Linked DNA regions of Mus musculus: region 2 is linked to region 1. Evidence: chromatin loops called from intact Hi-C (ENCODE). Cell type or tissue: gastrocnemius. All regions are shown on one strand.

What was found. Hi-C counts contacts between places; a loop is a spot of excess contacts. Peaks named below come from ENCODE experiments on the same cell type or tissue, not always from the same donor. Only the 100,000 strongest peaks of a DNase experiment are listed, where the experiment ranks them.
Region 2: it touches region 1 in a loop (2.6-fold over the local background); 7 of 42 quality-filtered maps call a loop at or near these places.

The regions. Positions count from the first base shown.
Region 1 is chr17:80,002,788-80,006,787 of GRCm38, forward strand. No RefSeq gene overlaps it. Among named protein-coding and RNA genes, the nearest start is that of Gm41625, 23 kb to the left of the region's middle. In gastrocnemius, a CTCF peak has its summit at 2,224 (motif pointing left); a DNase peak (open chromatin) is centred at 2,229; H3K27ac peaks cover 885 bases.
Region 2 is chr17:79,697,403-79,701,402 of GRCm38, forward strand. No RefSeq gene overlaps it. Among named protein-coding and RNA genes, the nearest start is that of Cyp1b1, 16 kb to the right of the region's middle. In gastrocnemius, a CTCF peak has its summit at 1,983 (motif pointing right); a DNase peak (open chromatin) is centred at 1,976.

The DNA of each region.
Region 1 (4,000 bases):
ATCAGACATCCTAATGATGTGTGAGGAGACAGGGCCAATGTGACGGGTTCAAGCAGGCAAGCATAGCTGGGGTGGGGGTGGGGTGTTGTCCTCACTCCTTCCCCTCCACCCCCTGTCTCATTTCCTCCCCCTCCCCTCTCCTCTGTACTTCCAAATGCCAGATACACTCAAGGCAGGCAGTGCCACCAAATGTCCAGCCCCATTAACAAGTGTCACAACTGATGGAAGGAAATCATTACAAATGACTTCAGTCAGACCTGGTGGGGCAGGTCTGAAATCTTGGCTAAGGAAAGAGGATCAAAAGTTCTAAATAAATACCCCCTCTTGGGTTGTATTTTTTTTTAAAATATGTGGCTAGTTGGGCCAACAAGATGACCCAGGGGGTAAATGATTTTGTTGTCAAGCCTAAAGATCTGAGTTCAATCCCCAAAGCCTACGAGGTGGAAGGGGAAAAAAAATCACCTATAGATTGTCCTCTGATGTTCACATGTGAGCTGTGGTACACACACACATACACACACAAGCAAACACACGAGCACACATACATGTACACATATACACACATGCATGTGTGCACACACACACATACACACAGACAAATTATAAATAAATAATATAAAGCAATGTCCAATACTGGTCTGGGCAACTTAGTAAAGTGCTGCTGCTGAGGATGTTGCTAAGTAACAGAGCACATACCTAGATGTCTGAGGTCTTAGATTCAGTCACAGATACTGGGGGTGGGGTGGGGTGGGGTATGTAGCTTTAATTCTTGAGTTACAAAATAATAATCTATCTCCAGTTGCTGATGTGACCAAAACAAGTCATATGAAAAAATACTTACCAACTCGGTTCCTGTAGCCAAAAACTTAAGTAATTGCCTCTTTCTCTTTCCTCTTTAAAATTCAGAGTGGGGCTGGTGAGATGGCTCAGTGGGTAAGAGCACCCGACTGCTCTTCCGAAGGTCTGAAGTTCAAATCCCAGCAACCACATGGTGGCTCACAACCATCTGTAATGAGATCTGATGCCCTCTTCTGGTGCATCTGAAGACAGCTACAGTGTACTTACATATAATAAATAAATAAATAAATAAATAAATAAATAAATCTTAAAATTCAGAGTGAGGGCTGGAGAGATAACTCAGCAGTTAAGAGCACTGGCTGCTCTTTCAGAGGATCCAGGTTCAATTCCCAGCACCCACATGACAGCTCACAATAGTCTTTTGTTTAGCTCCACACGGTCTGACCCCATCTTCTGGCCTCCTTGGAGACTGCATGCACACGGTACACATACATACATGCAGTCGAAACACTCATACACACACACAAAAAAAAACCCAAATCTCTTTTAAGTTCCTATCAATGGCCCTCTTACAGTCTTTGTTTTGTTTTGTTTTGTTTTGTTTTGTTTTGTTTTGTTTTGTTTTGTTTTGTGTGTTTTCACTTCCCATCTACATGAAAAGTTTGTTTTGGTTTGCTGTTTTCCCAGCTTTCTGATATCCCGTGGCTCAGCTGGTTTTGCTCCCCTTGACGGCTTCTTTTCTTCTTTCAAACACTTGTCCGGTACACTCTTCTCACTGTCCTGTTGACATTTGAGAGAGTCTCTGGAGCAGAAGGTATTTCCACAGCTGAGCCTGGAGAGCCGCCCCTCAAGCTCCTGGTGTTTCCACCCCTCTGCATCTTCCCAGTTCCTTGACCAACCTTGTGGTTTGCACCAATCTTTGGGGTTTGTGGTGGTCGCTCACTTTCCTTTAGCTTCCCTGATTGTCAGTACGATTGCGCTCCTGCGTGCTTGGAAACCCTTTAGATCTGTGTTGTAACTGCCTGTAACCTCTGCCTAGTTTTGTTTGTACCTTTTTCCTTCTCAGTCTTTAGTTTCTCTTAATATGCTTCATTTTTTGGCACATTGACGGCTTTGTTTCCTTTTTGACTGTTAGCTATATGCCTTTTTTTTTTTTTTTTTGCATTCTAACTATGGCTGTTAAAAATGCAAATGACTTTTTTTGCATAATGATCTAATTGCCTCACCTACTGAGGTGCTCATTTCAACAACTCTAGAAATTTTTTATTCTCCTTTCCCCCACCCTCACCCACCCAAAAAAAAAAAAAAATTCGTCGTCAAAGGCTTACTCCTGGTTAAATTATATTATGGAAATTGCTAGGTCGTGCTTGTTTTGAAACCTCCGGCTCTCCTGTCCTCTGTCAGATAGGACAGCAACGCCCCCTTCTGGAGGCCTGCCAGCAGAACAGCACTGTCCTGGACATGTGATGGTTGTGTTTGCTTAGATCCAAGAGCCAGACTTCCCAGCCTAGCTCGAGGGTCACCTTCACTGCTACAAAATGCCCACGAAGAAGACTCGGCCACCTGCACTAGAACAAAGGACCCGATTCGAGGCTGACCTTTCTTCATTGGCCACATGGAGAAGAGAACCCCACACTGAGAAAGAGGGTTAAAGTGAAGCTGCTCCCTCGCCCACCTGCACCCCACACCCCTGCCCTGTGCTCAAGCTGAGCCCCAACTAGGTTTCTGTCTGAAGTGACCACCTGGACTGATGGCTTTAAAGACGTTGGGTGGCTTCAAAGCTCCATGAGAGCCTGCAAATATATATATATATATAGTATAAAATATATTTTATATGTATTATTTATATATGTGTGTGTATATGTATAATATATTATATATGTATATATACACATACACACATATATATTTTCTGTAAATTGTTGGATGTCAGGTCATCCTTAATGTTGCTGGAGGAGAGATGGAGAAGAGACAGAAGTGTAGGAAAGGAGCAGATACCCATGTATTGGGCACTGGCCACTCTTGGACCTTAAACAATAGCATCGCATGAAAACTGATGGTGCCCTGGGAGTCAGACAGATTCAAGTTCAAATGTCAAGCTGGATTCCAGCATGACATAGTCAACTCATCCAAGGTTAGCTGTCTTCCTCTGTCTAAAGAAGAACTTGCTTCTTTGTAAGACTTGAAATGATTGGGCTAAATTTAGATAAAGAGGGGCTGTGTTTAGGGTCCACCGAAGGATGTGCAGAGTCCTTGAACGGTCACACAAGGAAATCAATGAGTCACTTCTCTGGGTTAATGGGGTGTTGAACACTTGCCAATTGTGCTTTTTTCCCCCTCCTAGTGAACCAAGAAATGAGTTCCCCTGAAATGAGAGACAGCCTCTAAGCACTACAAGTGTTCAGATTGGAATTTATTTACAAATATTAATACACTTTATGATTAGGATAGCCCTGTGAGCTGGATAGAAGAGGCATAAACCAGGCAATGCCTCAGATAAAGAAACAGAAGTTCCAAGAAGCACCAAGACTTCCTAAAGACCAGCGTTGGATATAAGAGTGCTGACAGGAAACTGTGTGTGTCCTTTCCAGGATCCTGGCTGACTAGGGCCCTGGGTCATTATCTTTCTCCTGTCCCAACAACTAGACTCTGGCCTGGGGTTATAGCACAGCATTTAACCTGCTTCCTGGACAGGCCGAACCTCTTTTTATAGGATAAATTGATCATTCCATTCCCATCAGCAACAGTTGCCTGACCCATGTGACCCTCCCAGTCTCCAGGGCTTTCCTGCTAACAGTTGACCGGAGAGCTATTGTTTTTATTGTTCTGTGTTTTACGGGGACTGCGGTTCTGTGCGTTGGCCTGAACTGGAAAGTGCCATCAGATAATGGTGGAGAGGAACCAAAGGTTAATAGATAGAAGGGGGGGGAGGGGGCAAAAGAAGCATTTTAGAGGAGTCCGCAGATTGTTATTTACATGTAAAGTGCCTGCTCTTCTCTGCTGTGGTCATGAGAGTGACCTTGCCTTTGTACTGTTGGTCTTTGTGACCATGCCCATCTCTGTTTCATCCTCTAAACACCTGGCCTGGCGTCTGGCACACAAACCACTGACCCATCTTCTCAGAAATGCTTCCTCTTCTTGCTTTCAGTAAGGTCCAGCGTGTCCACCTCCACTCCTCAAAGCTGTCTCTTTCCATGAGGTC
Region 2 (4,000 bases), 310 kb before region 1:
TTTTAACCCGTGTTAGCATGATACACCTGCCTCTGGGACTTTACTTTTAAACTATATTTAACATTGACATAGGGCCAGATACACTGGTGCATGCCTTTAATCCTAACACTTAAGAGGCAGAGGCAGGCCTGTGAGTTTGAGGCTAGCCTGGTCTACAGAGGGAGTTCTAAGACAGTCAGAGCTACATAGTGAGATCCTGTATTGAAAATTTTTGACATAGGTCAGGTTTTTTTTAATTCATTTTTTTGTTGCTATTACAGATCACCCACATTTTCACATTTAAGATAACAGCTGTCATAGATGAATACATATCAACTATGTTCATGGTGTATGTTCATTGCATCCTATATATTTCTGTCATCTCTCTGAGTATATTACTATATAATATTTTCTTACATGTTACCTAGTTTTCCATAAAGTTCCATGTCAATGATGTCACAGTATAGAAGCAACAAACAAAATCCAAGTCTTATTATAGTATGAAGTTGTATTCTGGTTGTTTGCTTTGGCTGGTGATTTACAGACATTTGTATAGAAAAAAAGAGTTTGGCATAATACAGTCCCTTTATAAAGCTCTGACTCATTCTATAGATTTTGAAGATGTAAATCTTCAGTTTCATTCTTTGAGATAGTACAGTACATTTGTCAGTAATATCCATTTTGACAAATGTTACGTTTACATAACTCCACATGCTAATGGATTTGAAGAGGAAGAACCTACTACACATCTAAGTCTACTTTTGAGAGAAAAGATACGTAAGTGGCAGTGTGTTGTCGTGGGAGATGCTTGTGCATTTACATAATTGTAAGTATAATTACACTTAATTACAGACCTTTTGAGTATTTTCTCCATATATGATTTTTAAAAAAAAAATCCTTGTCAGAAAAAAATAATAACAGGAGTTGAACCAAGCATCGATCTGATGTCTCATGAATGTAATCCTAGAATTTGAGAGGTTGAGGCAGGAGGATTGAATGAGTTCAAGGACAGTCTACATGAAGGAGGAAAGGAGAAGGTCGCATGGATGCCTGGGGACCCAAGCCTGGTCCACAGTGTTTTCCGGGCTTCCTGTGAGCCTCTAAGTATCCTCTGAGAGGGCAGTTTGCAGGCTGTGGACCAGACGGCTTCATTCTCAGTTCTGTGGTCCACACGTTTCTCTTATAGGTTGAATTTCCAAATCTCCATTGGCAAACTAGGCTTACACGTCTTGTTTGCTTGCTTTTCCAGCCTCTAGGCCTAAAGTTCCCAATTAATAATTATTACTCCAGCTGTGGAAGTGGGTGTTTTGTTCCCTGCTTCTCCACAGCGACCACTGAGCTAAAGTTTTAGCATGCATCATTTACTTGAATACTTGTAGCACTCTAGAAACTTGAGGCTTATAAAGTTCATTGTCCCCAGGAGTAAAAACTCACTTTAAAAGGTTAAACTTAACAGCAAATTCACACATTTTCATAACATGGAAAAAACTGGATTTGAAAACTGGAGCTTAAGTCCATGCTACACAAGCCCTATGAAGTTTGGTATCGCGTCCTGATACATCAGAGGTCTTGTCTTCCCCCTTCCCCAGGGCTTTCCTCAGACAAACATTTCATGCTCCGTTTCTTCTCTCCCTGTTAAATCAGAACGTGCATGTCCCTAATATAACCCATTAAAATATACCTCAACGACGAATCTATTCTGTAGACCCATACAGCCCCAACTTTTAAAATGTTCTTTTCACATTCCCAAGAAAGCAAGTCATGTACTGTATGACAATTAGCCTTAGGCCTCTAACATTTTTCAAGAGCCTTGAAAAGTCTATGGGACCTATACCCAAGACTCTGTTAGCAAGTAGGAAGAATGATGGGTGTTGAATAAGTACCCACAATACCTGCCACACCCCTTTAGCCCATATAGATGCATACACGAATCCCCCACCACACCCAGACCAACCCTAAGCACATCCAAGTCACTCACCCTGAAGCTATTTCCTGAGCACCATAAGGTGGCAGCATTGCAGTGTCCATTGGGATTCTAGAATTATGTCACCAAGGGATTCTCCAGGGCTGTCCACAACCCTCCTACCATCATTCTCACCTCAACATTATATCTCTCTGATAAACTGCTAATTGTCTACTTCAGCTCAGCTCAAATGACATCATGACACCTCTTTTTTAGACTCTCTCTCTCTCTCTCTTCCCCCTCCCTCCTTCCCTTCCTCCCCACCCCCCCTCCACCCCCCACACTGGATTTGAAACACCCTCTCTCTGTTTTTTGAAACGAGGCCCTGGCTATCCTGGAACTCACTCTGTAGACCAGGCTGGCCTAGAACTCAGAAATCCACCTGCCTCTGCCTCCCAAGTGCTGGGATTAAAGGCATGAGCCACCACTGCCCAACTTGTTATAGCCTCTCTTAAGTGTCCTCTCCCCACAAGCTCTTGGTATTTCTTGGTCATTGTTCCCAAAGCTCTTAATCCATATCTCTCTTCAAACACTCATCAAACCCTGTTAGGGATGTTTAAATACATTTCTTCCAATAGAAAAGGCATCTCTGAGTGAGTGTATTTGCTTGTTTATATGACATTCCGTTTCTTAACACTTTATAATAACACCTAGAAACATAAGTTAGATGTTGAATAAGTAATGGGCTGGATGAACCTCACTGTATATAAAATTATATTCTAATTATGTAAAGTATATTGAAAACAGTAAGAACACATGAGAATTTTCCAAAGTACAATTCAGAGTACCCCTTGTGATTAGACTAGCTTTTTCAGTTAGACTGACGTATGGAACATATTTGATGGATGCCATCAAATGTCTTAGGTTACATGCAAAAAATGTTGAAGCTATAGCCCACCACAGAAGCTATAAAATCATGGAGTCCATAGAACACCAAGAATTATTTCTCCTAGTTTCAATGTCAGGTCTATTAACTGGCCTCTCCCCATCACACACTCTCTCGACTACTCTCCAAAGCCCCCGCTCAGTTTCTACAAGTAACATCAACTATTGTAGATTTAAAGAGATGACTTTGAATTCTCTCCCCATAGAGAAATGAAAAAGTCTGTGAAAGTTACAGAGTTGATCACTAGTCAATAAACAATATGCCAAGTCATTACCTTGTACCCCATTATATCTATAAAATTGTTTGTTGGTTAAAAAATAGAATAAAGTAATGATTTAGCCCTAAAAATATCAAAAGGTCAGAATCAAGAAGAAAATAGGCCTTTAAAACCTCAAGCCACAAACCTTACTTCAGCTCAACTCATTGCTATTATGTCACTGACAGTTTTCAAGAGCCTTAAAAAGTCTACACAGCCTATACCCAAGACTCTATTAGCAAGTCGGAAGAATGGTGGGTGTTGGATAAATACCCACAATACCTGCGCATGGGTCTGAATGCTGCCCTCTAGTAGTTGGGTTCCTCAGTTTCTGATACAAAGCCAACATTTTCAAAGAGACTGAAATATTGCCTTTGTGGAAAGCGTAATTGACATATTTTTTGTTCCCTGGTGCCTCCTTCGGGGATCTTGGCTTAGGGGGTGGGGGGGGGCGGGTGTTGTATCTCTCTCTCAGGCAGCCTCAGCTTGCCTGGGTGCTAACACAACTCCAAGGCCAGCCAAGACTCAGGCAGAAACAATCACATGGAAGTGCTGTGCCAACCAAAACATACTTCCCAGCATGCAAAGGTTGTTATCCTTATTAGTCAGTGCCCTGAGAAGTTGATCGTGTAGACCAAGGTTGACAAGATTTTTCTGTAAAAGGTCAGATACTAAATATTTTAGGCATTGCAAGCCATGTGGTATCTGTCATAGCTACTGAACTCTGCCATTGTACCATGAAAGCAGCCGTGAGCAATAAGAGAACAAATTAATGTGGCTGTGTTCCAGCTAGTTTCATTCACGGAAATAAAAATTTGAATTTCATAAAAACGTTCTTGTGTCGTGAAATACTATTCATCTCTTGATTTCTTTCAACCATCTAAAAATGTAAAATGACTCCCAGCTTGAAAGCTGT